Linked DNA regions of Mus musculus: region 1 is linked to region 2. Evidence: chromatin loops called from intact Hi-C (ENCODE). Cell type or tissue: heart. All regions are shown on one strand. Links, peaks and the distances in the headings refer to the core of each region. The heading gives the core; the rest is flanking DNA. Region 1 overlaps Arhgap19 (Rho GTPase activating protein 19). Region 2 holds the start of Frat2 (frequently rearranged in advanced T cell lymphomas 2).

Evidence for each region. Peaks named below come from ENCODE experiments on the same cell type or tissue, not always from the same donor. Only the 100,000 strongest peaks of a DNase experiment are listed, where the experiment ranks them.
Region 1: a loop joins it to region 2, with 4 times the contacts of the local background. A loop is called at or near these places in 4 of 42 quality-filtered maps.

Annotation. Positions count from the first base shown.
Region 1 is chr19:41,769,467-41,785,026 of GRCm38, forward strand. It overlaps Arhgap19 (Rho GTPase activating protein 19), which reads right to left. Exons shown (of 12, transcript NM_027667.3): 5 at 15,306-15,532; 6 at 14,860-14,946; 7 at 12,865-12,930; 8 at 11,692-11,883; 9 at 9,644-9,742; 10 at 4,600-4,710; 11 at 3,584-3,662; 12 at 1-730. The coding sequence ends at 720. Among named protein-coding and RNA genes, the nearest start is that of Arhgap19, 25 kb to the right of the region's middle. In heart, for the core only: a CTCF peak has its summit at 8,217 (motif pointing right); no DNase peak of the experiment used is centred there.
Region 2 is chr19:41,838,617-41,854,176 of GRCm38, forward strand. It overlaps Frat2 (frequently rearranged in advanced T cell lymphomas 2), which reads right to left and starts at 9,516. Exons shown (of 1, transcript NM_177603.3): 1 at 7,356-9,516. The coding sequence starts at 9,295. The coding sequence ends at 8,600. In heart, for the core only: a CTCF peak has its summit at 7,922; DNase peaks (open chromatin) are centred at 8,715, 9,495 and 9,785; H3K4me3 peaks cover 2,924 bases; H3K27ac peaks cover 2,655 bases.

The sequences.
Region 1 (15,560 bases), core at 6,112-10,111, 69 kb before region 2:
CACATCACCAAGGTAACAACCACACAGCCATCTCACATCATAAGGGGAAGACAGGGGTATGGGGTGCAGCTTAATAACTGAGATGTGTTAAATACACTGTACTGACCTCTTTCTCATTGCCAGGTCAAGTCCTCTATATTAGACACAAGAAATAATAGATTGTCTAGGAAAGCTGTAAGTTCTTTGAACACAAAGATAAAGAGATTACTCAAGCTTAAAATAAAAAGGGGTCAAAAGCATTTAACTTGTAATTCGCTTAATTATCAAAATAATGGCTTCTAAAACAAGCAGTTACTGACACAGAGGAAAGCCTCAAATACCAGTTGGAAATAATAATACTCCACTAAGACCTACAGTACTTTTAAAAATATTACTAACAATTAACACAAAATATCCTGTTTGAAGAAACCAACCGACCTAAGCACACTGAGTAGGTGTGGCTGGCCCTGCCTACCTGCTGCACTGTGTAAGCTGGGGCAGGCACTAGTGGCTTCTGACATTAAAAACAAACACGGAGCACAGCACTTCCACAGACGCACAGCTTCAGAGACATCCAGTGAGGGGGTTAGAGGTATCAGTCGGGTCAGGGTATGAGTTGGCTTTCACAAGTCAAAATGCAGCAAGCAGCTGCAGGTCCAAGCTTCACTGAGAAGAGAAATAACACTTGTCCCACTGAAGAGAAACTTCACTGTAGAGGACAGAAGTAATAAAGAGAGCCTTCAAAAGAATCCTAGGTTAAAAGAGAAACAAGACAATTAGACATGCTTTAAAACTTTCTTTTTTTTAATACCCACCAAAAGCCACAAAATCTACACTTAGTGTTCTCTCCAAATTTACGATGAAATAATTTGAGAGTGTGACTCTACCAAGTAAACATTGTCTGCGCCGCTTGTCTAACCCAGTTTGTTATGTCTTCTTACTGACTGTAACAGTCACCACTTAGTAGGGCGTGTGTGGTGATGGCTATTGCCCCAGGCCCTTGTGTCCATTTTCTCATTTGTCCTCACAGCTTCCCACCGCAGGGGTAGTACGCTGTCGTTTCACAGATGTGGAATCTGCAGCCCACAGAAACTCACCTGCCCCATCAGCTACTGCACACACACACACACACACACACACACACACACACACACTACAATAGAGAACTGACCCACGTCTAATGAGTACGGAGGTCCTGCTATTAGCAGCACTACCCTTTACTAAAACCAAAAACAGCAAGCTGCTGACACTACTGAGACAAGAGAAAGCAAAAGGGTTGTAGGTGGGTGATGTGCAAGGGTGTGTGTTGGCGGATGGGTGGGTGTGCAAAGCTGTGTGTTGGCGGCACTAGGAACTGAACCCAGGGCACTGCATGTGGTAGGCAAGCACTGCACCACTGATGTGATTGTCCCCTAGATTGTTTCTGTTGACACGAGTTCAACAGAAACTTATTCTGGCTGGCTGGGTTAGCCAGACAAGGCTTCAGAGAGGAGAGGTTCACCTAGACTTTAAAGAATTAGGAAAGCTGGGCGTGGTGGTGCACGCCTTTAATCCCAGCACTCAGGAGGCAGAGGCAGGTGGATTTCTGAGTTCGAGGCCAACCTGGTCTACAGAGTGAGTTCCAGGACAGCCAGAGCTACACAGAGAAACCCTGTCTCAAAAAACAAAAAACAAAAAAACAAACAAACAAACAAAAAAAAAAACAAAAAAGAAAGAAAAAAGAATTAGGAAGATTTGATTGCTGAAAATAATGCCCCTTGATGAAGGGGTGCTCCATCAATGTGTTCCCATCTGGGGTGAGTTTGCCCCTGAATCCTCAAGGGATGCTGGTACATCTGGAGGAACTCTCAGTTGTTACAACTGAGGGAAGGATGCTAGTGGCATCTGCTGGGTCACAGCTGCTAGACACCATACAATGAATGCACAGGACAGCTCCACACAGAGAACTCCAAGAAGCCCTGTGCTAAGCAGAAGACTGCATCATGGCTGTTGATGGTGACAGGGACACTGCACTAATTTCTAGTGTTGAGAACAGCAGGGATTCCATCAACTGTCCTGTAAGAAAGGACACATCTGGAGGCTGGAGAGTTCAGAGCTGAGGATGTCATTTGGGAGTGAGCTGTGGAAGCAGAGCAGGTGCTGAGAGGGTGAATACAAGAAAGAAGAGTAGAAGCTTAGACTCAAAGAGCCCTGAACAAGCCAGATGTGGCACTCCTTCATAATATCTAAAATCCCAGCTACTCGGGAGGCAGAAGTAAGAAGATCATAAGCTTAATGCCAACCTGAAAACCTGAGAAAATTAATGTTTCAAAAAAGGAACGAAGGAAGGAAGGAAGGAAGGAAGGATGGAAGGAAGGAAGGAAGGAAGAAAACAAAGCATTTTTAAGAAAGGAGGGGGCTGCCTCAGAGTGCAGCTCAATCTTGGAGCCTTTGTGAAGCGCTGAGTCAATCCTTATCACCACAAAAATAAAAGTAAACAGAAGGGAAAACCGGAACACTGAAGAGGAAGACAAGAGCACTGTCCTCAGGACAGGAGGTGGAGGAAGGGTGTTCTGACAGGAGACGATGCGTTCCTCATCCACCAACACGTGTCACAGCAGCAGCAGCCTCTACTCTCCTGGAAAACTCCCTTCTTTCTTTCCAAAGCAGAGTTGACAAAACAGAAAGACATGACTTTCTGCTTATCTTTAAATATGAACGTAACAAAAAACTAACAATACAAAACACTATATTCTTAAACAAACAAACAAAAAAAAAAAACTCATACTTTGAGTTTAAAAAGAAAATTTAAAAAGTGTTTAAACACCATTTAAAAAGAAATATTTGGATAGGAATAACTCAAATACTGAGCTTGCTTCAGTAGCACAATTCTGTGCAAAAGAAAGTGGGAGGAGAAGGGAGCTCGGCTATTCATCAAGGTAGAAAGTAAGAAACCACACAATAGCTAAGTTTCTAGAAGAGAATAAAGATTCATCACAATGACTTTGCTGCCCAGGGATGGGACCCAAGACCGCACATGTGCACTCTACCCCTGAGCTACATGTCTACATGTGCTCTCTCCACTACTGATACATGGAGCAGCAACTGAACTTCCAGAAACCCTCCTGCCTTCCGTCCTGAGTGCTGGGATTTCAGCTGTGCAGACCCATGCCTGCTCACAGCAGCTTTTTAACGGAAAAGCTATCAGCCCATGATAACAATCCTCTCTGAAGTAAAAAACTTCAAAACCATGCCGACATGATTTCCAGCACCCTTCCACGACTACTCAAGTCTGCAGAAAAGAGAAGCATGACTTTCATGAGTGTCCTTTTGGCATGGACATTCTCAGCCTCACAAAGCCATTTGTACTTGTGCTGTCTTGTTTAACAAGTGTTCGTGAGTCAGCTGATGGGTGGTGGATCCTGTCTATCCACAGAAGGTATAAGTGAGTCTGTTTGGAACTCTGCCCCTCAGTACCTGAAGGCAGTGCTAAGCAGAATAATCATCCAAATTTCTATGACTACAATTATACCACCTTAGACGTCACAAATGGAAAACACTGCTGACCAAGAAGACACAGGCTAAAAGCCCGGGCAGTGAGGACAGAGGTGGCTCCAGTGAGTACCTTTTCTCCCCTCTCTCTTCGCCTCAGACCATTTCAATCTTGTTGGTGTCACTGTCCCAGCTGGAGAGCCAGAGAAGAACTGCAACGAGAAAACTGTATGGTGGCTTAGACGGTCAGACGTCAGTGCTCCTTTACAGACGGAGGTTAAGCCTCCACGCTTAACTGGCTATGGGCAGCTTAATGCAGTAGCCTAGCATACCCTGAAGGACTGCCCACAGGTAATGCAGAGCCAGGGAGGGCTAACCTGCCCTATGGCATTTCTAGTGAGACTTAACCGACCCTTCAGCACTTGTTGACAGCTACCATGCTGTACTGCTCATCTGTACTTGTAACCAGCTATGCTGCTTAGAGTCATCTCTAACCTCAACTGAGATAATGTCTCCATCAGCCTGGCCTATAGGCAAGCACGTAGAGCGTTTTAATTAATGATTGATGCAGGGACACAGGCACTGTAAGGGTTCCTCCCTGGGCAGACAGTCTTAGGTTCTACAAACAAAAACAAGCTCAGAGTCGGGCATGGTGGCGCACGTCTTTAATCCCGGCACTCAGGAGGCAGAGGCAGGCGGATTTCTGAGTTCGAGGCCAGCCTGGTCTACAGAGTGAGTTCCAGAGCAGCCAGGACTACATAGAGAAACCCTGCATCAAAAAACCAAAAACCAAAAATAAATAAAAACAAACAAACAAACAAACTTAGAGAGCCATGGGGAGCAAGGGAGTGAGCAGTGTCTTCATGGCCTTCGCTTCAGTTCCTGCGCTGAGTTCCCTCCATAATGAACTGTAAGCTATAACCCTTTCCTTCCTGAGTTGTAGCCAGTGTTTCCCACAGCAACAGAAGCAAACCTAACCCCCATGCCCTACCTTCCTGAACTCAGAACATGCGGAATGGTCTGTGTAACCTACAGAAAGGGCCGTGAGCACCGCTGGCTGAGCCAGAGAGTCACAGCAGAACAAGGGCCGGTCTATCAGCCGCCTTCCCAGACAGACAGACAGACAGACAGACAGGCGTATGCTCTTACCAGGTTCATATTTTCTTTGCTGGCTTTCTTCAGTTCCCCCATGGCCACAGACTCTGGAGCAGGAGAACTGTTTTTCTTTTCTGAAGTCATCTGACTGCCCAGGACTTTGCGCTGATTTAGGAACAGAAAATATTTTGGTTTTGAGCATTTATTATTTTGTAGTTGTCTGGCTTGCAAAACTACAACTTCCCCAGTTAAAACAAACAACTCAGCAGCATCTTGTCAACTTCTGTACAGACTGAGGCCGTGTCATGTGAGGAAGGGAAAGCATACAGCAAGCACCAAGAACGAGTGCTTCTCCGGGTGACTTACCCACCGACTATCAGCTAAGGACAGTACCTCTGTGAGCAGCAAGGATACAGGGGCTCCTGAGGGTTGGGCTGTTTTGAGAGAATAGGTGTGGTTTCTCTGTCAGCTGTGGAGGTCGCTTCTCCTCTCCACTAAGGGAACCACAGACTCGGTCTCCTCTAGAATTGTCTCTCTGTCCTTCCTCACACAGGACTAGTAAACGTATAGAAACTGTCCAACAGTTCCTAAAACAGCCACAAAAGGCCCCAGGCTGTCTCAGGATGGTCACATGACCACCGACGAGGACTCCACAGTCTTGAGGAAAGTAATGACTCCATCTGAGAGAGACCTCCCTTCCCTGCAGAGCAAATCTGAATTCTGAAACAAGAGCAGTGTCAAAAATAACCCCCCCAAAAAACAAATTAAGCTAAACTAAAAACCTAAAACATTAACCTCTGTATTATCACTAACAGCAGCAGAGCCAGGTATTTACATGACTCTAGAGGAAGACTGTCTTCCCAAACAAGAGGTCCATGTAGGACTCACCGTCAGATACACCTCTATAAAACTGGGGGGAAAGCAAAACTCTAAAAATTTTGATTTTTTTAAGATTGTGTGTGTGTGTGTGTGTGTGTGTGTGTGTGCAGCATCAGATCCCCTGAAGCTGAAGTTATAGGCCATTGTAAGATGCCCAATATGGGTGCTGGGAACTAAACTCTGGTCCTCTCTATAAGAACTGCTAAGCCATGTCTCTACCTCCCAAAAGTTTTAATTTTTAAAGGACCTAAAAATCAAATAGATTTTTTTTAAAAAGCCAAATAGCTCACACACACACACACACACACACACACACACATGCACACTAGAAAAATCAGGCCTGTATATCCTCCCTTCAGAAGGCAGGAGTTACTTGAGAATGCTGAGCTGGGAATGCCAAGATGCAGGAAACTAGCTATAAAGCTTCCAGCAAATTTCCAGAAGGGCATTCTGAGCTGGACCTGGCTTGTACAAAGCCCTGGGGTTCAATCCCCAAGACCACTAACAAATAAAAACAGTACTGAAATATGCAGAGCTACTGAGCGAAAGTCCTATATCCTCTATCAGTTCAAACCTCTCCTCATTTATAATGAAACCACTTTGCCCATCTGTGTAGAAAGCTGTTGCTCTGGGCTTGGGATGTGGCTCAATGGCAGAGTGCTTGCTCACATGTATGAGGCCCTGGGTTCAGCTGATAGTGACTTCAAAAAAAGAAAGAAAAGAAAAAAAGAATAATGTTCTAAAATGTTTTATCCTCATTACTTCTGAAGTTCTAAGTAAAGAGCGTAATAGCCAAACACACAGCAGCACCTACATTTAAGCAATAACTGTCAATACACCTCAAAGCACAGCAGAAAACCACAGCCATCCAAGAACAACTAAAGAAACAGAGATCCTGTCTCAAAAAAACAAAACAGAACAGAACCGATGCAGTTATGCTTAGTGCCTTATCCACTTCAGTACTTGCTTCAGTGGCTTTACTAAAGTCCCAGTGTCATCAAACTGAGGCAGCTCACCCATCCACATTGTTCCTCCTAAACAAGCGATAACTCCACATTCCCTCCATACTGCTGACCCCTGCTAATCACGAGTGACTTAAACCACTTTAGTTCCTCAAATAAACAGAACTGTACAACATTTACCTTGTGACTGGCTTTAGATTTAATTTAGCATGATGTCCTCAAGGGCCCACTGTGATGAAGAGTATGTTAGACTTTCCTTCCTTTTAAGGACGGAAAATCCTCCACTCTCTCCACACTTCTCATATGCAGTCCTCCAATAGACAGCTAAGCTGCTTCAACCTTTAGGCCGCTGTAAATAACATTTCCATGAACACTATAAAGATAACTCCCTGTGAAGGGACTCTGAGCAGCCCGAGCAGGCGACCATGGTTCAGGCAGGCCTTGCCTTTCTCTCCCATTCCCTTTGCCTTATTAAAAACCACTAGATTACATTCCTAAAGCTAGCCACCAAGGTCTATTCCCTCATTTGGCCACTTCCTCCCCCTGAGGCTGACTACCAAGGTCCAGCTACCAAAGTATTGAAGTGCAGCGATCAAAGCCCCCTTTGTCTCACCTAATTAACACGCCCAATCAAAGTTAAACACCTCATCCTAACAGACTTTCCCATTTTCCCTTGTGCCATGTCTGCCTCCTCTCTACCTAGAGGCAGTAGTCCTCTGCCCCCCAGGACAAATATCTCTCCCCCCTCTCCCTTGTTCCCTTCCTCTTCTCCTTCATTCTCCTATCTTTGTCTCTTATTCCCTGCCCTCTGTCTCTCTGGGGCAAATAAGCCTCCTTTGTGCTGAAAACTTGGTCTTGGGGTCCTGAGCCCATACTTTTCCTTTCACTGTGAGACCCTGCTTTCAATTCCTTGGCACAGAATGGAAACTGGCAGGTCATAAAGTAGTTCTATTGCTGATTTTCTGAGAGATGGTCATACTGTTTTCCCCAACAGCTTTGCCATTTTATACTCCCAGCAGTAGTGTACAGGGTTCTCTGATTTGTGGACAGAGTCATCCCAGTGGGTATGAGGTTTCGTGGTATGGTGGGTAACTTTACATGCCCCTAACAATGAGTAATGATGAACACCTTGTGTCTTTCTTGGTCACATGCCTTAAGAGAAATGTCTATTCTGGTTGTTTCCTGTTTTGTAATGAGCTTGGATTTTCAGCACTATTGAGCCATATAAGTTCCTTCTATATTCCAGACATTATCTCCTAACCAGATACATGGCTTAAACAAATATTCTCTCCTGCTCCACAAGGCATTTTTTCACTCCACTGTGAATAGCAAACCAAACACTTCAGCGAGTGTCATGTCCCAGAGGTCACTTAGCCCCATCCGTGAGGATAGAGAATAGATTCTAGACCTCTACAAAGTATAAAAAGAATCAAAACTGCTGGTGGTGGGAGTACAACACCTTTAACCCCAGCACTCAGGAGGCAGAGGCAGACGCATCTCTGTGACTTCAAGGCCACCTTGGTCTACAGAGCAAGTTCTAGGACAGCCAAGGCTACACAGAGAAACCCTGTCTTACAAAAACAAACAAACAAAGGATCAAAATTAGGGCTAAATGAAAGTACAACTGCTAATGACTTCAGCTTATGCTGAAATAAAAAGTTATACAAAATAACTTTAAAGTTGTAGTCAAAAGGATCCTTAATATTTATAAAATTATATATTTTAACAATGTTAAAACAATTTCGAAAAGAAAAATAGAAATTGGAATAGAGTTAACCCCTCTGGATTAGCTAGCTGTAGTTTAGGCATTGAAATAAACTTGAGGCCAAGCCACAAGAGGGAGCCATGCCCGACAGTGCCCGGGTGGCCAGGAACCAGAGGGAGGACAACCCAGAAACCCAGGGTGGCACAAAAAAGCAAAAACCAACGAAATGATTCCTAACGATATTCTGCTATACTCATAGATTGGTGCTTACCCCACTTGACATCAGAGGCTTCATCCAGCAACTGATAGAAACAGATGCAGAGACCCACAGCCAAACGTTAGGTAGAGTCAGGGAACCCCACAGAAGAGAAGAAAAGACTGTAGGATCTGAGAGGTTGAGAACACAGTCCACACAATCAACTAAGCAAGGCTCATAGGGGCTTGTGAAGACTGAAGCAACAAACGTGGGTCCTATATGGGTTTGAGTTTGGTCTTCTATGTACACTCTGTGGTTGTGTAGCTTGGTGTTCTTGCAGGACTCCTAACAGTGGAAGTTGGGGGATTTTCTGACTCTTTTGCCTGTGTTTGGGACCCTTTTCCTTCTACTGGGTTGCCTCGTCCAGCCTTGATATGAGGGAGGTGCCAGGTCTTATTGTAACTTGTTCTGCCATGTTCAATGGATAGATATCCCTGAGTGACCTGCTGTGTTCTGGAGGGAAACAGAAAGAGTGTATCTGGGGAAGAGGGGAGGTGTGAAGTGGGGGATAGAAGCTGGGAGGAGAAACGGAGGTAGTGACGTAATGGATGAGAAAAGAATACAAAGAAAGAAATGTGAACCCTGTGACTGAACCTGACAGCAGCTCCCACTAACTGCAGTAATGGTCAGCAGCCTGCACACTTAGTGACAGCAGCAATGACACAGAAATGCATTTTCTATTTGTTCTAGAAACAAGATTTCTAGTCATTTTGATACATGGAAAGAAACAACAGTGAAAATATTAAGTTCACCAAAATAAAAGATACAAAATTCATTGGGAGCATTAGAAAGTCCAATGTCCAACAACGTCCCTCGTCCCCAGCTAAGAGTGAAGCAGGGAGCAAGAGAGACTCCTGTCCTCAGACCCCAGGAGGAGGGAAGGCCAGTACTACTTTCCCACTATAGTGTTCCTTCAATTTCTAACATAGTAAAATGCTTTAGAAAATAAGGCCTGGGGCTGGAGAGATGGCTCAATGGTTACAAGCACTGGCTGCTCTTCCAGAGGTCCTGAGTTCAATTCCCAGCAACCACATGGTGGCTCACAACTATCTGCAATGGGATCTGATGCCCTCTTCTGGTGTGTCTGAGGAGAGCAATAGTGTACTAACATATATAAAATAAATGAATCTTTAATTAAAAAAGAAAAGAAGGCCTTTTCCAAACTTTTCCTTTTCTGTCTCCTTACTAATTAACCCTTTCTAGGACTCCAAGGAACAGAATTAAGTTGTTTAAACACAAGAAAATAAGGCGCAAATTTCCTGAGAACTGATGTGGGCAGCAGGAACACAGGCTTACCTTGATAAGCCCACTGAAGGAGCGTGAGCGGGCTCTCTTCTGGACCCTGGGAGTAGAAGGTTCTCTCCCTGGTGTTTGAGTCAGAGACTGCTTATGGAACTACAAAAAATACAGAGACCATTGTATTAACATTGTGCCATCAAGAAACAGCAACCTAGGGCAAATAATACCTGAGTGAAGATACTTAGAAAGTCAAAGACTCCCTAGATGTATAGGGTAGGTTCACAGGCAATCACAAAAGCAGAAGGGACATTCAAAAACAAAAACACAAAATATACTCAATTACTTGAAGAAGTCCTAAGACTCAGATTCTCTGAACAAGGGATGCCCATGCCTGCTTTACAGACAGGAAACCAGGACCCACAGTGCTTAAGAGCTTGTCTCAGACCTGCTAGCAAACCAGAATTATTTTTGCATCAAGTACCTTGGAAGCAGAACATAGCATAAGCCATGAGAGTCCCCAGTTTAACAAACTATATGCCAGGATTTATTTTAAGATAGAGTCTCATGTAGCACAAGCTGGCCTCAACTCTCTATATAGCCAAGGATGACCTTTAACTCCTAATCTTCCTGCCTCTACCTTCCAAGTCCTGACATTATAAACCTAGATGGCCATACCCAGTTTATGAGGCATCAGGAATCCAACCTAGGGTGCATGAATGGAGGACAAGCCCTCTACCAACTGAACTCCTAAGCCAGAATGCTCCTAAGGTATTGAAACTCTCTGTCAGCCAGCACTGCTATGAAGGGAAAGAGATTGAACGCAGACTTTGAATGCTGTCAGCTCTTTGTATAAAGACATCTCCAGTTTAAAAAAAGGGGCAGCAGGGGGAGGCACTGTAGTCTTTAACCAAGTTCTGGTTGTCCCAGAACTCCCTATGTAGAGCAGGCTAGCTGAACTCACAGAGATCTACCTGTCTCTACTTCTCTACTGCTGGAATTACAGATGTCTAACACCACACTTGAGTTCTGCTACTCTTAAAACCATCTCTATGGCCATGACAAAACACTTGTAGAGGACTTTGTCCATTGATGGGAACAGCTCAGTCCCCAGCAGTGTCTGATACCTCTTTATCTTGCCTTATGCTAGAGATGCACCCCTCCCCCCAAAATAAAGGCAGTCTTTCCCAAAGAAGGAACAAGCTGAACAAGAATGAAGAGCTGACTACTGCGGTTCAATCTACAATGTCCTCCAAAGCCAGGGGTGGGAGGTACTGGCTCACAGGGGCACGGCCTCTAAGGGGTACTATGACACCTGGTCATGTGGTGCACTGCTTTGCCCTGCTCATGCTGGTGCCTTAATATCAGGCCTCCCACAGGGCCACTCAGTCAAGGACAGAAACTTCCACCCCTGTGTGCCAAGTGCAACTCCTTCCTTTCACATGTTGACTACCCCAGGAGTCTGCACAGGGAGTGAGGACTGACTGATGCACTGGCCTTGCCTGAACAGCACAATCCAAAGGAACTAAGACAAATCTCCTGAGAGACTCCCAACCAGGAAGGATTCACTCAAGTCATACTGAGTCCTCAAAGTAGCAAATGAATGACCTAACCTTACCTCCAAAACCCCAAAATAAGCAAACGCAGACACCAGAATTCCTGTTTAATACACTAGGACCCTGTTTTAGGCTGTTTTCTAACCACAAACAATCCATCCATCCATCAGGAAGAGCTGCCTCTTTTGCTCTGCCAGCCTCTCCTCCTTTACAAGCTCTATGTATGCATGCTACAACTGTTTCACAAAGCTGGAAATGGAAATTCAGAAATTATATCCCTAGGGAGCACACAGCACTGCAGTCCTGGAATGGTACGTTGGAGCTGCTGGTCCACACAAACCCTGGAGCGTTTTTGTCAGGTGACTAAAATTACAGATGTTTAAGCACAGCTAACTGCAGAGAGTCAAGCACTCTGACACCTCTCTCCAGAACTGCAATTCCACAGACAAGCCTGATTTTTTTTTTGACTGAGCCAAAGCCTGTTCCAATGTGATTCTGAGTGGTGTTCTCCAGCGATTCCTAGAGCCCACCTATGTCCCTGTACCCAGGCACCTGTCTGAGAAGTTGTTTCTTCTTCGCGGAGTCTGGCCAGTTATGAACATGCTGGAAGAGTTCTCTCAGCGCCTCTTCTGTGTGCTGCTGGGTCTCCTCCTGCTGAGAGGAAGGATCTACCCTGTTCTGTCTCTGACATCTTGCCAGCTGGAAGGACATGTTATGACATGAGGTTGTCAGATCAAGGTCATCCTAAAGGAAAATGTATAAAACATGCAGTTAGAATTCTGCCAAGCCAGGCAGTGGTGATGCACGCCTTTAATCCCAGAACTCCAGAAGCAGAGGCAGCTGGATCTCTGTGAGTTTGAGGCCAGCTTGGCCTACAGAGCCAATCCCAGGACAGCCAGAGCTACATAGTGATACCCTGTCTTAAGACACCAAACAATATTGCCATAAACAATTGTAGCTGTTTGAGTTCGATTTTCAGAACACTTTTTAATTTCAAGTAGTACTTGTTGCTATACAATAAAGTAAGCCCCAAAGTATTAGTCCCAGCAGATAGAACAAAAACAAGAAACAAACAAAAACAAAGGCTTAAGGTGAAATTTAACTTCATCCAGACACTGAAGTGATAACCAACCATAGAGCCCATGGCTGCTGGGCCTTGGCTGAATCTCTTTTCCACACAAACTGCGTGGAAGGAATAAAAGCAACAGCTCTCCAAAAACACCACGCCTAGTTAAACTAGGATTAAAATGCAGTTTCTTACTTAGTCACACCTAATATTCACTGAATGAGAGAAAAACCACACAGGAGTAGAAAACACAGCATAAGATGGCAGCCTCCACGTCTGTCTCTCAGGCTACATCCAGGTCAGCCACATGCTGGTGCCTTTTCTAGAAGGACTGAACTTTTGCTTCTATAATTAATGGTGTTTAAATGTTGCTTGGCTCATAGGCTAATAAAATGTATACAAGTTTTATGAAAACTTTAACATATGATGTATGCTATGACACACGTGCAGAGGACATCATCACTAGTGAGCTCTCTGAAAGCCAGTGAGCATATGGTACATAGGGCATTTCTATTTCAACAGCTCCCTTCTCCATCTTTGACCCTGCTAAAACAAATGACTAGGTAAATTTACAGGCTTAAGTATAATGTTATACTTTGTTTTAAAACTTCACTAGTCTTAATTCTTCCCTTGTTTAGAGACCAGTTTCCTGTTCTTACCTTTGACATTTGAGTTCTGGAGCCCAAATAGTATAATCTGGCACATTCGCGAATATAAGCAGGAGCCTGGGCAGGACATAAAAGGAAACCAGGGCTTAGTGGTTATTAGGATCTAAAAATCTTTCAGGCCACAGAAAGAGAATCATAACATTATCTAATGGGTAGATTACTCTGAAAAGCCAAACACTTTCCAAAATACCATATTTGACCAAATAGACACCTCCATAGGTCTGATAGGAAGCTGTAGGAAGTCACCACTGTAGTTGCTGTTTTAAAAACAAAGGTAGCACAAGGCACTGACGAGCCAAAATACAAATACAGACGGTCCCCAGTGTCTCTCTCTGCTTCCTGCTATCTCAGCTATTCCATGTCTCTGCTCCAGCAGCATGGGCTCTAACTTTCTTTTTTTTTTTTTTTTTTTTTAAAGATTTATTTATTTATTATATGTAAATACACTGTAGCTGTCTTCAGACACACCAGAAGAGGGAGTCAGATCTTGTTACGGATGGTTGTGAGCCACCATGTGGTTGCTGGGATTTGAACTCTGGACCTTCGGAAGAGCAGTCGGGTGCTCTTACCCACTGAGCCATCTCACCAGCCCCGGGCTCTAACTTTCTAAAACTGTAAGCCTAAATTAAAAACTTTCCTTTAGGGCTGGAGAGATAGCTCAGCAGTTAAGAGCACTGACTGCTCTTCCAAAGGTCCTGAGCTCAATTCCCAGCAACCACATGGTGGCTAACAACCATCTGTAATGGGATCTGATGCCCTCTTCTGGTGTGTCTGAAGGGAGCAAATAGTGTACTCATATACATAAAATAAATAAATAAATAAATCTTTAAAATTAAAAAAAAAAAAAAAAAAAAAAAAAACTTTCCTTTAAGCCGGGCGTGGTGGCGCACGCCTTTAACCCCAGCACTCAGGAGGCAAAGGCAGGTGGATTTCTGAGTTCGAGGCCAGCCTGGTCTACAAAGTGAGTTCCAGGACAGCCAGGGCTACACAGAGAAACCCTGTCTCAAAAACAAAAAACAAAAAACAAAACAAAAAACAAAAACAAAAAACCTTTCCTTTATAAGTTGCTTTGGTTAGCCATATTTGTTAGTGCACACTTTCAATCCCAGTATTTGGCAGGCAGGTGGATCTCTGTGAGTTTAAGGCTAGCCTGGGCTACATAGTGAGTTCTACAATAGCCAGGGCTATCAGAGAGACCCTGTGTCAAACAAACAAAAACCTAAAACAAAACAAAACAAAATTTTAAAAGTTGCCTTGGCCATTGTGTCCTGTTGCAGTAATAGAACAGTAACGAGACACATGAAAAACTGTTCCACGTCACTCATCCCTGCGGACATGAGAACTACAGTGAGACCCATCCCACCCCCTTAGGATGACAACGATGAGAAAATAAGCACCAGACAAAAGCAGGAGCTGGAAAGGACATGGACCCCACTCTACTGTTAGGAGACAGGGAAAACAATACAGGTAGTGCAGACAACAGCATGGCAGTTTCTCGAAAACCTTTAAAAAGTATTACCATATAACCTATGAAATATACCAAAAAAAGAAAAAAGAAAGAAAAGAAAAAGGCAGGGCTGTGTGGAGTGTTTACACATCCATGTGAATTCACAGCAGCACTGCAACAGCTTAGCCACAGGCGCAGTCTGAATGTTTACTCACGTATGAATACATTAGCAGTATGTGCAGTGTACACACCAAAAAATACTACGCAGCCTTCAGAAAGGAAATGCTACCACACACTACACTGGATAAATTTGAAGACATTATGCTGAGTGAGTCAGTCAGTCATAAAACGATTAAAAAAAAAAAACCTAAAAGATTAGAAATAGATCTGCCATAACAGAGAGACTCATTCTATTTCCATGTCTAGCCCTCCCCACTGTCCACTCCGCCTTACAATCCCACACAGTGCCTCTCCTCCAGGGTCACACTCTGCCCCATCTTCCTTTTCCTATTACCAACTAAATGCCACCCCTCACCTACCTTAAAAAGTTTCTGAGAGTGTTTGATCATAAAAGCCATTCCTGTGTTTAACTTTATGATATTCTCCTGAAGATCATTTGCAGTGACCTAGTCAGTGGAAAGAGACCAAACAAAGAGCATTAAGAACTGAGAAGTGCTCACCAGTGCATGTCGCTGAAAGGCTTTGGGCTAGCAGGTTTCCACTTAAAAAGACATAAGCCGGGCGTGGTGGCACACGCCTTTAATCCCAGCACTTGGGAGGCAGAGGCAGAGGCAGGCGGATTTCTGAGTTTGAGGCCAGCCTGGTCTACAAAGTGAGTTCCAGGACAGCCAGGGCTACACAGAGAAACCCTGTCTCAAAAAAAAAAAAAAAAAAAAAAAAAGAAGAAGAAGAAGAAGAAGAAGAAGAAAAAGAGAAAGAAAAGAAAAGAAAATCAAGCCCTAAAGATCTTCCCCTCAATACTAACATTTTTGGGCCACAGGACATGGGGTGCAAACATAAGAGCAAGGTTATGGGCAGACATCTTATTCTTGTCTTGCTTCTTCGCTGTCTGATACAGGAGATCAAGCAGTAACTTTAGCAAGTTACGATTGGCTGGAGGGAGGATGAGGAAGAGCAGCTGCAGGGCCTCAATCTGCCGCTCCTTGTCTGGTATGTTGGTCTTATTTCCTTTATCATCAAACTGCATCAGATCTGGAAAACAAAACAAAACAAAACAAAA
Region 2 (15,560 bases), core at 6,410-10,409:
TTTCCCAGAGGACCTGGGACCCACATGGCAGCTCACAACTGTCTGTAACTCCAGTTCCCGGGTTTCTGACATCCTCCCACTGACGTACACATAGACAAACCACCAATGTACATAAAAATTATTAAAAGAGTAATTTTTAAAAATGGGGTTCCTATTGTGGGCAGGGCTCAAGGGGAAGGCTTACGTGTGGATAGTTCATAGGGCAGAACCCTGGGTTACAAACTGACCGAACACAGAGAATCCCAGGATCTGACCGGGTGGTAAATCAACTTTCTCTATAACCTTTTAGCCTGGGAAAGCCCAGTGTTTCTGTGAATGAACTGCCTGTAGCTAATGCTACAAAAGAACACAAACTAAAACTGATACTGAGGAGTTTAGTAACTGTTTCTCCTTATCGGCTACTGACCGACTCACCGGGAGTTAAGTGTGGAATCCCAGCTGATAGGCTGCTGCCCCGGCAGTTTATTTGATTTATTGATTTGGGTGTGTTACAAAGGCACAAGCAGGTTATCTCTCTGCTACCTTTGCCCTGCCTCTGCTTGTTCTTGTTTAACTGTCAAAATTAGATCTCACAGCCTAATATTGAAAAGGGCTTCCCTGAAAACTCTTTCCCAGACACTGAAGTCACAGTCCCAAGCCCTTTCTTTCTTCCCCTTCTTTTATTTTCCCTTAAAATAAGTTTGCGTTATTTTATGTAAGCCAGACAAGCCCTTTCCTCCAGATGCACCTTAAATGCACTTCTTTCTCAGCTGGGATGAGCATGGGACGAACTACTGGAGCCTGCAAGGTTGGTAAAGACTCTCCCTCATTGCCAAACCTGACAATATGAATCCAGTTGGTGACACCAACATGGTGGAAGGAAAGTACTCTTCATGTTGTTCTCTAGCTTGCATACACGCACATATGTGTACATGCATGTGTATACACACATACACAAATGAATAAATGTAATGAAAAGAATTTCCGAGTCAGGGTTTCTCTGTGTAGCCCTGGCTGTCATGGAACTTGCTCTGCAGACCAGGCTGGCCTTGAACCACCTGCCTCTGCCTCCCAAATGCTGGGATTAAAGGTGGATTTTCACCACATTGCTGAAAAAAAAATTTTTTTTAAAAAGGGGCTGGTGAGATGTCTCCGCAGGTAAAGGTGCCTACTACCAAGCTTGATTGACTATGTCTGATTCCTGGAATTTACATGGCAGAAGAGGATCACTAAACTAACTTCCACAAGTTGTCTTCTGACATGCACATACACACATGCACACACATACACACATGCACACACACCAGTTAGCTGGCTGTAATGGTGTATACCTATATTCCCAATACTTGAGAGGTAAAAACAAGAGGATCAAGAGTCAAAGACTGGCCGGGCGGTAGTGGCACACATTTTTAATCCAAGCACTTGGAAGGCAGAGGTAGGAGAATTTCTGAGTTCAAGGCCAGCCTGGTATATAGAGTGAGTTCCAGGACAGCCAGGGCTATACAGAGAAACTCTGTCTCAAAAAACCAACAACAACAAAAGACTGGGACTGAAGAGAAGGCTGGATGGTTAAAAGGACTTGTTCTTGCAGAGGACGTGGGTTCAAGTCCCAGCACCCACAAGATGGCTCACTAACATCTGTAACTCCAGTTCTGGGGGAGTCAGTGTCCTCTTCTGATCTTTGTGGGTACCAGTTTCACACATAGGACACAGACATACATGCTAGCAAAACACCCATACATATAAAATAACTAACTAAATAAATAAGAGGCTGGAGAGGTGGCTTAGCAGCTAAGAGCGCTCACAACCATCTGTAATGGGATCTGATGCCCTCTTCTGCCCTCTTCTGGTGTGTCTGAAGACAGCTACAGTATACTCACATACATAAAATAAATCTTTAAAAAGAAATAAATTGCAGGGCGGTGGTGGCGCACGCCTTTAATCCCAGTACTTGGAGGCAGAGGCAGGCGGATTTCTGAGTTCGAGGCCAGCCTGGTCTACAAAGTGAATTCCAGGACAGCCAGGGCTACACAGAGAAACCCTGTTTCAAAAAACAAAACAAAACAAAACAAAAATAAATAAATAAATAAGTAAATCTACAAAAGAAAGTTCTAGATTATGTTCAAAACTAGTAGGTGGTGGTGGCACACACCTTTAATCCCAGCAAATCTCTAAGTTTGAGGCCAGGTCTACAAAGCTTCCATGAAAATAATAATAATGATAATAATAAAGTTTAAAATAAGTGAATCAAAAAATCACTACTTAACAGTGCTGATAAAGGGAAAATGAACTATCAACCCAGGTCACTGACCTGGATTTAGTCCATGTGCCCCGGACATCTGGAGCCTGGGGGCTTCCGAATAGAGGCAACATGAGCCTAGCTGCTCAACCATGTGATCCTAACTGCAGCGGCTCACCCTTCAGTATCCTTGGCTTCCCACCCTTGGTTCTGCTCCTATTTTCTGTCTGCTTCTGAGTGGATTCTCATCTTTGTCCCAGAAACCTGATGACCTGTTCTTTATAAGGTGCTTAGGATGGAGCCTGGCTCTTGGTAAGCTAAATACATTAGCCAGTGTTTTTATTGTTGTTCCTAAAGACCATTTCCCAGGTTTATCCTCAACTGCCAAATCCTTATCACCAACCCTTATCACTGAAGTCCTAGCCATTTGAGACTCTGGGCTGCTGTCCCTGGAACTTCCTGAGTCTCCTAATCAACACCCCCTCACCAACAACCCAAGTCACCTGATACAACTCAGCTTCTCCTGGTCACTTCCCTAGAGCTGTGCCCCCACTCCCCAGCTCAGTATTATCAGGGGAGCTTAGGCACCAGTAGAGAGGAGCCATTTCAACCCTGCCTCTCCACACCGTTCTGTGGCCATCATTCTGTCGTTCTCAGGGACCGAGTGTCCTAGCCAAAAGTCACTCCTGGGCTGACTACTAGGAATGGACCATTCCAAGATGCAGTATTTTTAGAAATGGCCTTTGCTTCCTCGGGTGACTTCACTGAGACACTTTCAGGACCTGCGCTGGCTCTAGGGATTCTCTAGCTTTTGCAAATGCTGAGATCACTACCAGGAGAATTCAGGTCAGGACCCAAGCAACCGTAAAGACCATGACCAACCTGGGGGAAGACATCACTCGAGCAGAAGGGACTTCCCCCTTAGCCTAAGTCCATGTAGGCTCTTTTTTTATTTTTAAGAATTTTTTGCTTGTTTGTTTGTTTGTTTGTTTGGGTTTTTTTGTTGTTGTTGTTGTTTTCGAGACAGGGTTTCTCTGTATAGCCCTGGCTGTCCTGGAACTCACTTTGTAGACCAGGCTGGCCTCAAACTCAGAAATCTGCCTGCCTCTGCCTCCCAAGTGCTGGGATTAAAGGCTTGCATCCTCCCTACCCTCCACCCCCCTACCCCGGCTTTAAGAATTATTTTATGTATAGGAGCACTCTGTCTTCATGCGCACTAGATGAGATCCTCAGATCACATTACAAATGGTTGTGAGCCACCATGTGGGTACTGGGAATTAAACTCGGGACCTCTAGAAGAGCAGCCAGTGCCCTTAATCACAGAGCCATCTCTCCAGCCCTCATGCAGGCTTTTGAAGGCCTTCTCGAACACATACCAACCTTAGAGACCATCTTTTTTTTATGCTGGACTTGTGAAACCCATCTGGTGTAATGAAATTCGTGTTCTTGTCACAGCCTTGGAGGGACTGGATGTGGGAAGACAGGCTGAAGAGTGTTTTTCAGGGAAATCAACCCTCTGGACTCCAAGCCTGGGACCATCTGGGAGGACTTTTGTATCCAAGTTGGCAGGACATTATTCACGACATGTGGCATATCGAAAAAGACTGGCTTGTGGGAGAGAGCTAAGCCCAGGACTACAAGTAGCAGGAGGATGACTGTAATTCTTTCCCCCATCTCCCCTCCTGCTATTGTGGAGGACCAGCCTAGTAAACCTATTATTTCTAGAACTTCCTTGGAATCTAGATGGAAATTATTGAAGCCACGAGTGTGTCCCTGAACAGTGTTACATGCGTTCATCATTAAAATGCTTTAGTCAGGCGTAGTGGTCCATACCCTTAATCCCAGCATTCAGGAAATAGACCTCTGTGAGCTCCAGGCCAGCCTGGTCTACAGAGCAAGTTCCAGGTCAACTAGAGATACATGAACTCAAACATACGGTCTCAAACAAAACAAAAAACAGAACCAAAATATTTCCTCCTTGCCTTGCCCCATCACCACCACAAAAGCCACGTGGGCAGGCTTTGGCCCAAGGCAAGAGATCAACTTTAAAAGCCTGAAGCCTAGATTCTGCCCTTCCACTGTAAGTTACAAATGGTGCCCAGCAGGGTATGTGCCCATAGCAGAGCTCAGTTCCCCTTTCCTCTCTTAGTTTGCTGGTTCCTGTAGATGTCTGTCCTTGGCAGCAATCACCATTCCGACTTCATTGCTGTAGCCGTTCTGGCCAGGCTGCAGTCTCCTAAGATGTCTGTCTGCATCCTGGTTTTGTGAGTCCAGGCTCATCTTACCAAGAACCTAGAATTCTGAATGAAACAGCTACACGCTGTTTGTTGTGTGCTTCCTGGGGATCTTCTAGTCCCTCTGTAGCAGGTCTCAGCCCTCAAACCTCATGTTCTTCTAGGGCATCTCAAACTCCAGCTCACCCTCCATCCCCAGCCATTGCATCTGTGTAGCTGATGCACAAAGTGTGTGAGAAGAGGGGGAGGGTGCTCTTGTGAATACTTGGTGAGCCTAGGTTTGTGGGATTTTCTTAAAAGACTTTATTAAATCCAGCTGCAGAAGATGTGGTATCAAAAAAGTCTCAACCGGGTGTGGTGGCGCACGCCTTTAATCCCAGCACTTGGGAGGCAGAGGCAGGCAAATTTCTGAGTTCGAGGCCAGCCTGGTCTACAGAGTGAGTTCCAGGATAGCCAGGGCTACACAGAGAAACCCTGTCTCGAGAAAAAAAAAAGTCTCACACGATCTAGGTGCGTACTTGGAACCCCTGTCACTGTGGAGGTTGAGGCAGGATGGCAAATCAACATCAGATTAGGTGGTGAGAAATGGGGCTAGAGGGGACTCAGTAGGTAAGTACTTGTACTTGGTATACAAACATGGGGAACTGAGTTTGCATTCTTGGTACCCACACTTAAAAAACAAAACAAAACAAAACAAAAGCTGGGTACAACAGTACTGTATACCTTTAATCATACCACTCAGGAGGCAGGGGGATCTCTTTTTGAGGCAAGCCTGGTCTACACAGTGACTTCCAGGAGAGCCAGAGCTACATAGTGAGACCTGTCTTGAATTAATGAATGAATAAATGAATAAATCATTTTAAAAGACAGGGCACGCAGTGGCTAGGGTAGGAAGCACACATTTGTAATCCCAGTATCTAAGTGCTTGGCAGGCTGAGCCAGAAGGATCCTGAGAGGTTGCTGGCCTTCCAGTATCGCTGAATTAGTGAGCTCAGAATTAGTGAATTCAGAGACAGACTGTCTCCATCCCCAAAATAAGGTGGAGGGTGACCAAGGAAGACATGATCATCTTTGGCCTCCACACACATGAATACATGTACTCGTGTTCAACCACAAACACATGAACCAAAAAAAAAAAAAAAAAAAAAGTTAATATAAAAGGGGTTGGGAAGAGTGCTTAGTAGCAGAGTGCCTGCCTGGCTTCTGTGAAGCTCTGGGTTCAATCTACAGCAACACACGCACAGTCACAATTTCAGTGTCTAATGGATGGTCTAACCTCAGCATCCTCGTCTCTGCAGAGTATGCCTACCACTCGGCGTATATAAATCCATAGGGTACTTACTTCCAAGAATGAGGAATTTTGGTTTGAATACTTCACCCTCCCAATCATTTAGGCAGGACTGTTCTACCAGTGAGAGAAGAGGAGCACAGGGTGGGGGTGGGGGCAGGGACTCGCTCATTATAACAAAGCCTGCAGGCGGCAGTAGAGTGATGCTGGAGTCCTCCAGCACTAGTAGGTCATCATGTTGGGTACCATAGGGGGAGATGGTACACAGCTAGAGGACTTGGTAGCAGAGGTCAGCTGTACCAAAATGTTGCTTTTTACAGGTATAAATACACAAGGAAAGCGGAGGTAAGGCCTGGGTTAAGAGTGAAATTGTCTCAAACTCAAAACAATCTCCAAAAAAGTTGTTAGGTATGACAGCATACACCTGTAACCCCAGCACTGGGGAAGGGGTATAAAAACAGAACTACCCACAGAGGCAAATCTGGGATGCATACAGGGATCCTGTCCCCCAAAGGGAAGAGTAAGTCAGGCAGTGGTGGCGCACGCCTTTAATCCCAGCACCTGGGAGGCAGAGGCAGGCGGATTTCTGAGTTTGAGGCCAGCCTGGTCTACAAAGTGAGTTCCAGGACAGCCAGGGATACACAGAGAAACTCTGTCTCGAAAAACCAAAAAACAAAAGAACTTCGATCTAATCCTTGTGACTATCCCAAATCATTCAATGACTGCCAAAGAAATGGCTCAATCTTGGGTTTTGCCAGATGTAGTGGCACAGGCCTTTAATCCCAGCACCCAGCACCCAGGAGGCAGAGGCAGGGAATAAGGCCAGCCTGGTCTACATGGCAAGCTTCAGGACAGCTTGGACGACACAGATCTTGTCTCAAAACAAACCAACGTTGGGTTCTTTCGCCCAATAGACCACGGCTGAAGGCTCCCATTCTTAGAATGTTCCCCTCCCTGCACAGCGCCTCCTTGTCCTCAAGTTCTCAAAGCATTCCCCGCCAAGCCAGACTACCCAAATTTGATGTCTAGGGCCTAAGTAGAAGGGGAGAAGCTGCCACAATCGCCATCTGATTTTCATAGGCTTTCCTAATGCATATGTGAACCCTCCATACACTGAACAAATCAATGTGTAAATGTATCAAATGCAGATAGCTGGGTGAAGTGAACACCGTTCATCCTGTAACCCCAGCAACTCAGGAAGCAGAGATAGGGAAAAATCTCTGAGTATGAGGCTAGCCTGATTGACCTACACATAGTGAGCTCTAGGCCACTGAGAACCTATCTCAGAATGTGTGTAAAAGAAAATACAAGTCGGGCATAGTGGCGCATGCCTTTAATCCCAGCACTCGGGAGGCAGAGACAGGTGAATTTCTGAGTTTGAGGCCAGCCTGGTCTACAAAGTGAGTTCCAGGACAGCCAGGGCTACACAGAGAAACCCTGTCTCAAAAAAAAAAAAAAAAAGAAAGAAAGAAAATACAGCCAGAGATACTCAAACATACCGCCTCCAGGAGTTAACTAAAGCATAGCGCTAGCCCCAGCCCCCCAGTTACCCCAAGTACAGATACCTCACATAGGTCTTCTTCCCCCTCTTAACTCCAAACAAAAACAAAGACCATTTTTTCAAAACAAAAACCAAATTTATTCAGCAGACATTTTAATTATGAATCCTATAAATCAGGACCACCACAATTTCAGACACTCCGTTGCGAAGTGTACATCAACAGCCACATCTGGAGGATGACCGAGCCATTGAATCATAAAAAAAAAAAAGTTTAGCTACCTTAAAGTTTGGGATGGCACCTGAGGTGCCCCTCGGGGTTCACAAGAGGAAAAGCCAGCATTTTCTCCTCTGGGAGTCACATTTTAAAAAAGTTTCAGTCACTCACCAAGAACTGACAGGTTTAGCAGGAGAGGCGCCCTCCAACTCTGCAGAGGGTCAAAAGAGCAGAAAAGTGTGCCCACTGCTTTCCCCCCTACACACACACACACACACACACACACACACACACCACAAACACAATGGCCGCAGGGAGATCAGGAGGTTGCTTATGACCATTTCTGAGAAAGCTGGAGCTATGGCCAAAGAGTGGCCTAGCAGAAGTAGTTCTGGAAAAGCAAAGCACAGAAACCGCAAATAACTCTTCCTACAAGGATGGCCATGTCGGCCGTGTCCTCGGGAGACTCCACGCGGTGGCAAAGGGACACTCCGGTCTGTGCTTGGCTCCAGAAAAAGACACTGGGGTGAGCGCTCCCAAGAATCCCACAACACTCCACTCTACCAACCTGACCTTGAGTTCAAGTTGGCAAGGTCGAATCAATTGCATGTCCCCATTTAAACTCATCTCTCCCCACCTTCAAGAATTCACCAACCAGGTCCCCAACCTTCATAATCACAAATTAAGCAGGGGAAAGCAAGCGTTGTCAACCCACCAACATAAATCTGCCAACTTATGTTCTTCACCCTAGAACCGCTCTGCTCTGCAATTGTAGCACCATATTCAGAAAGCTTCTGTACCCGAAAATAACGAGATCATATCTACTATTGGTTTTTCAAGTATTGTTAGAAGCCCTCCCGATTCCCGCCCCTGCGAGCCACATCTATAAACAATCCAAGCACACGATAAGGGCTAAGTCAGGTCCAAGTGGATTAAGTAGCTGCCACAGTTCAACCGGTAGATCCCAGGTCCTCGGCTGCTGGTGCTACTCAGTAGAGTCCGTTTTCTCTAACAGCCTCTCGCGGCCGGTAACTTTGAGGCTGTAGCCCGAGGGATGGACGACAGCTCCTGCTCCGCACAGTCCCGGGCAAGACACTGTTGGATCAGCGTAGCGGCGTCCTCTTCCTCCTCCAGGGATCCCCTGTCAGAGCCAGGCGCCCGAGGGCTGCAGAGTGACTGAGTCCGGTCCGCTTCGGCCACCCCCGGACCCCGGAGCGCTCGCGGGGCTCGTGGCCGCAACCGCGGCGACCGCTCGCTGGAGTCTGCGCACCGCCTCCTTGATGAGGTTTCCGGAGAGCACGAGCTGCTGCAGGAGCCGGTGCGGGTCGTCGTCGGCCGCGCGCGCTCCGCCTGCTGTCCACCGCCGCTGCTGGATTCGGTGAGAAGCCACGGAGCCGGGGAGCCACCCTCGCCGCCCCGGCCCGGGAAGCGCGCTGGCACCCGGGGCGATCTCCGCAACGCAGTAGGGCGCCGATCGGCCCCGCACACGCCCGCGCTCCCCCAGCACGCAGCGCACGGCCCCCGGAGGCGCAGGGTCCCCGGTCTCTGCTGACCCCGTCGGCCGCAGCAGCCGCCTCGCTGGGGTCCCGGTCTTGTCCGCCGACAGCGCCGCCAGGACCCGCGGAGGCGCGGGTGGGGGACCCGGGGCGGCACACGGCGAGGCCGGGCGATCGTGCGCCGTGTCCAGCTGCAGCGTCTCGCCGATCTGGACGATGAGCCGATCCACGTCGGTCGAGCCGCCCAGAGTCACCGACTGCTGCAGCAGGAGGAAGCTGTCGTCGTCCTCCTCCCCCTCTGCCTCGTCGCCGGCTTCCTCCTCCTCCTCTCTCCGGCAAGGCATGGCCCCCCGCCCGGGCCCCCGCGGCTGTGCGGGCGTCGCTGGCAGCTCGGTTGGCCGCGGGCTCGGCGAGCCGCGGCTGGGGCGGGAGCGCGGCGGAGGCCCAAGCCGGGCCAGGAGGGGGCCGAGCCTGGGGATGCGGAAGCCGGGACCACCGGGCAGAGGTACCGCGCGCCTTAGAGCCGCGGGAGCCGGAACGCTGCCGGCTTGGGTTGATTTGTAAACAATGGGTGACGTCGCGCGGCTCCTACCACCGCGCGCGACCGTGGGGGGAGACGTTCGCTAGAAGACTTAGGGGCGCGGGACGGCGCAAACCGTGCGAGACCACTGCCCACACTGTCTGCCCAGAGATAGTTTATATGGTTGCGAGCGATTCCGGGGACGGGGCACCGACTTCGCCGAGCCCAGGTCCTAGGACCTCTCGGTCCTAGGAGGCACCCTCGGCGACTGCCAATTGGCTGCTCCCACTCGCGGACACACCCCCAGCACACCCAGCCCCTCCTCTGCCGCGCCCGCTCCAGCCCCACGTGTGGGTAACGCCTGCGCTGGCCCGGGGAGGGGCGACCCCGACGGTTGGGAAGCCGACCCTGTGGTCAGAGCTTCTCAGACTTGCTCCGGTTTCTCAGAGCTACATCGAATTGACTTTTTTTGTAGTTCAAACGAAAATGTTCTCGTAACCATAGGATTCAAACGAGATTAACAGGCTTCCCCCCCCCCCCTTCATCCTCCTCTTTGTACATTATACAGCCACACACAAAAGCATTGCAGTCGCATTAAATTATAAACGCTTTTTCCGGTGACTGCACGCGCTTTGAAAACACTGTACCGATTACGTAAGTTTCCATTAAGTACTTGTAATTGTTTAAATTCCTTCAACGGTTGCTGTTTCTCTGAGTTCGCCGTTGTAGTAAGTGTGTGACTAATGCTCTTTCCCATAAAACTTTTCCAAATTTATGATTCATTTTTCAGAGTACATTCCTAAGAGTGGAGTTTTAGGTCAAAGGATAAGAGTTTTTTTTAGTTTGGCCCTTTTATTTTTTGTAATATGTATGGAAAACCTAGAACTGGGTGAATACACTCTTATTAATATGTGATATACGTCATTCATTGAAACGACTAGAATTTAGTCATTGAAAACCTTATTGTGTATATGAGTCATGTTACAGGTGAAATTGACATTTTTCAGTTTGCCTGTTATATATATATATATATTTTTTTTTTGGTTTGGTTTGGTTTTGGTTATGGTTATTTATCTATTTATTTTGGTTTTTCGAGACAGGGTTTCTTTGTGTATCCCTGACTGTCCCGAAACTCACTCCGTAGACCAGGCTGGCCTCGAACTCAGAAATCCACCTGCTTCTGCCTCCCAAGTGCTGGGATTAAAAGCATGCGTCACCACTGCCTGGTTGGTTTTTTTTTTTTTTTTTAGACTGGGTTTCTCTGAGTAGCCCTGCTGTCCTGGAACTCACCCTGTAGACCAGGCTGGCCTCAAACTCAAAGATCTGCCTGCCTCTGCCTCCCAAGTGCTGGGAGCATCCTGGCTAGCTTCCTTTGAGACTTCTTTTTTTTTTTTTTTTTTTTTTCTTTTTTCGAGACAGGGTTTCTCGGTATAGCCCTGATAGCCCGGGCTGTCTTGAAACTTACTCTGTGGACCAGGCTGGCCTCGAACTCAGAAATCCACCTGCCTCTACCTCCCAAGTGTTGGTATCAAAGGCGTGTGCCACCACGCCATTCTAACAATGGTAGATCTAGTCTCCCTACCTTGTTGCTGTTATTTGGAGGGTTTTGTTTCTTTCTCAAATCCATCCGTAATTTTTTTTCTTTTTGTTTTTTTTCGATTGGTCTTTGATTCAGGGAGATGAGATGAAATTAATTTTCTCCCCTCCCTTCCCCCTCGGCTTGCCAACCAGGGCAATATTTCCTGGTTGAAACAGAGGAGTGTGGTCGTTACACAGAGGCTGTGTCCTGAGTTTCCAGATGCTGGGAACTGGTGGGTATGAAGGATGGGTGGGGCTGGAAATATTCTGATCTGTCTTATGGGAACCAAAAGAGCTCTAAACAGGTTGTACAAAGACCTAGATTCAAGTCTCATCCCTACTACAAACTGGGTGTGGGACTCCTGGCCAATCAGTTTACAGGTGTTTTCACTTGTAAAATGGAAAAAAAAAAAAAAAATCCCTGCCCTGCCTCCTTTGGAGATTGTTTTCAGGATCAAACGAGGTGATGGGAGCAGGCTTTGTCAGGCATTACACAAATGTACTGTGGGATTAGGCCCAGTGCTTTACTGACTCTGGGCTCTCTTCCAGCAATTTCCCTGGGGAAAGAGCTAATATCTTAATAATAAATGTTATCCCCTGAGCCCACTAAGTAATGCAGACCCTGAAGGCAATCCCACTAGGGCCGGAATGGCCCTTAGAATCCTAGACTTTGTGCTATCTGTCGACTCTGCCCTGGAATGGGTTAGGGACTTCCTGAAAGCACTCTCCCAAATTTCAAGGTGTGTCATAACTACAGCAGTTCGGCAGGTTTGGCTGAGAGCACCTTCCCATCAGGCAGCTCCCTCCTCCATCTCCATCTCCATCTCCCATCTCTTCACACTCTTTTACTGTTGAAAACCGGAAGCTGTTCTCCCCAGAGATAAAGTCTCATTTTCATTCTGATGGTACTTACTGGAGAATTTCAAGGAGAATGAAAATTACGAGAGGGCTTATGGATTTCAGCAGAGTTAAGATGGCAATTCCACACCCCCCTTCTCTGCTCTGTAAGATGATGCCTGGCTGTAAGTAGAGAAAAGCAGTTTTATGCTCCATTGGCTTTAAACATTAATGGGTCTGGCAAAGCTATTGTTTCTAACCCAGCATCCCTGGAAGTTGTTTTGTCTTCCTGTCAGAGTAATTCCAACAGTGTTCTTACTACTGTAGGGAATGGAGCCGTGAGAAGGCGTTTAAAAAAAGAAGAAAGAGAGGGGAGAAAAAAGCCTTCCCTTTGTAACGTTGCTTTTGTGTGGAGATTGCTATGTAAATATGCCGAGGTGCAGATGTGTTAGACGTTCATTACAGAGCTGAATGCCTTTCAGTAGGAGCCCTGCTCCATTTTCTCGGCCACTTCTCTGGAGAGCCTGGAAAGAGATGCCTGTGCTGGGCCAGTGGGAGGTGGAGAGGAGTATCCTGGGTTAGGAAGCAAAACACAAAATGTGAGAGAGGCCCAGATGCAATTAACAGTAACGAGAAGGTATCCAAAGAGGAAGTAATGCAAGCGGACCGTGGCTGGCACCCTGGCTACCGGCCTGGAAAGGAGACATTGCAAGCATTCAGAGTCCTGCAGTAACCTAGGACTCCGGGGCTTCAGCATTCCTTCAGGCCACAGAGACACCACCCGGGCCTCATTTTAACATACCTGCCTCCAGAGACACCAGCTAGGGTAATGGGGAACCCATTGGGTGAGGTCACTTCATGTGTGTGTGTGTGTGCTCCCATTGCTAATCTGTAAGATAGGGGATGCTGTATTCTGGAAGGCTGAGGGTTAGTACTAGAGTGGAGTTACACCCTAGGGAGCAGCAATACTTTTAGGATGTTGACATGCGAAAAGGGAGTGCTGCCATTGGTTGATGAGCGGATAACAAAGGAAGCAGGAACGGTTCCACTCCTGGTAAGAGATTCAATCCAGAGCCCTTTAAAAACAAACAAACAAACAAACCCAAAACAACAACAACAACAACAACAACAACAACAACAACAACAACAACAAAACCCATGCTACTGATGACGTTAAAAGGAACTAAAGGGGCCTGGGGACAGCTCATGGGTAAAGTGCTTCCCCATGCAAGCATTAAGAACCCGAGTTCTCGAATCCCCTCCACCCACTTAAAAAGTTAAGCAAAGTCATGTTCACCCAGTGTGGGAAGGCAGAGAGAGAAGGACCCCAAGAGTTCTCTGACCAGTCACTCCTGTCAATCACTGTGCTCTGGGTTCTCTGACCAGTCACTCCTGCCAGTCATTGTGCTCTGGGTTCACTGAGAGATCCTGTCTTTTAAAAAAAAGTAAGGTGAAAATGATTGGGGAAGATACCCAGTGTGTCCTCTGGCTTCCACACACGCATGCATGCATGGGTATATTATACCTGTACATACATACATACGTGTGCATACGTAAAAGACATAGAGACAAATTGTAAAGAGTGATGTACTGACACATGCTGTAGCCTGAGTGTCAGTGAAAAGACAAAGGTCACATTGCATGTGCCTACCACAGAGAAACCCTAGCAGTGGTGGCGCATGCCTTTAATCCCAGCACTTGGGAGGCAGAGGCAGGTGGATTTCTTTCTTTTTTGTTTTTTGTTTTGGTTTTGGTTTTTGGTTTTTCAAGACAGGGTTTCTCTGTATAGCCCTGGCTGTCCTGGAACTCACTCTGTAGACCAGGCTGGCCTCTAACTCAGAAATCTGCCTACCTCTGCCTCCCAAGTGCTGGGATTAAAGTGTGCACCACCACTGCCCCGGCTGGCAGGTGGATTTCTAAGTTCGAGGCCAGCCTGGTCTACAAAGTGAGTTCCAGGACAGTCAGGGCTATACAGAGAAACCCTGTCTCAACCCCCCCCCCCCAAAAAAAAAAAGAAAGAAAGAAAAAAAACAAACCAAACGTATGCTATATCTAGCATTTGGTTCCCATCTTTATTCATAATCGGAGCCACAGTCTGTTTGCTGACAGGAAATAATCTTATCACCATTTTCCAACCCATGCAAGGCTGCTCTTCTTCAGTTTTGAGGGCACACTGAAAGCAACACATAGAAACGGCCATCTAAAGGCCAGCTCAACTGCTCAGTGGGTCAGAGTGTTTGCAGATATGCCTGACAACCTGCAGTCAATCCCCAGGACCCAATGACAGAAGGAGAGAAAGGACTCTGACATCTACACATGCGCTGTGGTGCGCTCACACAGATGAATGGGGCTGCAAAGATGGATGAGTGTGAGAGCCCTGGCTGCTCTTCCAGAGGACCCTGGTTCAATCCCCAGCACCCACAGTGCAGCTCACAACTGTCTGTCACTCTAGTCCCAGGGAATCTGATGCCCTCTTCTGGCCTCCAAAGGCATCGGGCACACATGTGCACACACACACAGGCAGGCAAAACATTCCTACACATAAGATAGACAATGAAGAAAATAACAACTGCTTTCAAGAAGGCAGAGAGAACTGGAACCTTTGCGCATCCTCAGAGGGCACGTGACATGATGCTTCTAGTTTCAGAAACACTGTGGAAGTAGCAGTTTCTCCACTGCTATAACCTCTCCGCATGACCCAGGGAGTCCATTTTCAGGACTCCACTCAAAGGAACTGGAAACCTGTCCACACAGACAGGCACATGAACGTTCACAGCAGTATTAGTCATAGTTTTGAAGCTGAAAACAATCCAAATATCCTTCATTGAGTGGATAAACAAAATGTGTGTGTGTGTGTGTGTGTGTGTGTGTGTGTGTGTGTGGAAACAATGGAATATTATTCAGCCGCGTGAGAAAATATATGCTCAGCCCCCAGCCAGGTAATGGTAATGCATGCCTGTACTCCTAGCATCCAGGAGGCTGAAATGGAAAGATTGGCGTGAGGCTAGCCCAGGCTACAGGATGAGGCCTTGTTTCAAAAATGAAAACAAAGCAGACAGGAGGAAAACCTTTCTGGGAGGCTCACAATGTCCTTTACCTGCAAGCTAGTAGTGGTTACAGTAAAAGCTGCAGAACTATGTCCAATGAGTGACTTTTATGGCATGTACATCATACATAATAAAACTTAACACTTGTTTAAAGGGAATTCAGTGCTTTAATAAAGAGAGAGAATGTCCATTTGTAAACCTTCACCCCTAAGCACTGTTGAGCCTTTGAGACACAGCTAGTCTGAATTGGGATGACGCTTTACATTTAAATGTAAACTAGGGATCTGGAGAGATGGCTCAGCAGTTGAGAACACTGGCTGCTCTTCTAGAGGTGGTAAGTTCAATTCCCAGCAACCACATGGTGGCTCACTACCATCTGTAGTAGAACCCAATGTCACCTTCCTGGTGTATCTGAAGACAGCTATGGTGTATTCATATAAATAAAATAAATAAATCTTTAAAACAGTAAACAAACAAACAAATAAAAATACCTGGAGGGGATGGAGAGATAGATTAGCAGTTGAGAGCACTGGCTGCTTTTCCAGAGTTCCTGGGTTCAATTCTCAGCACTCACATGGTAGCTCACAACTGTCTATAACTCCAGTTCCAGGGGAGCCAACACCCTCA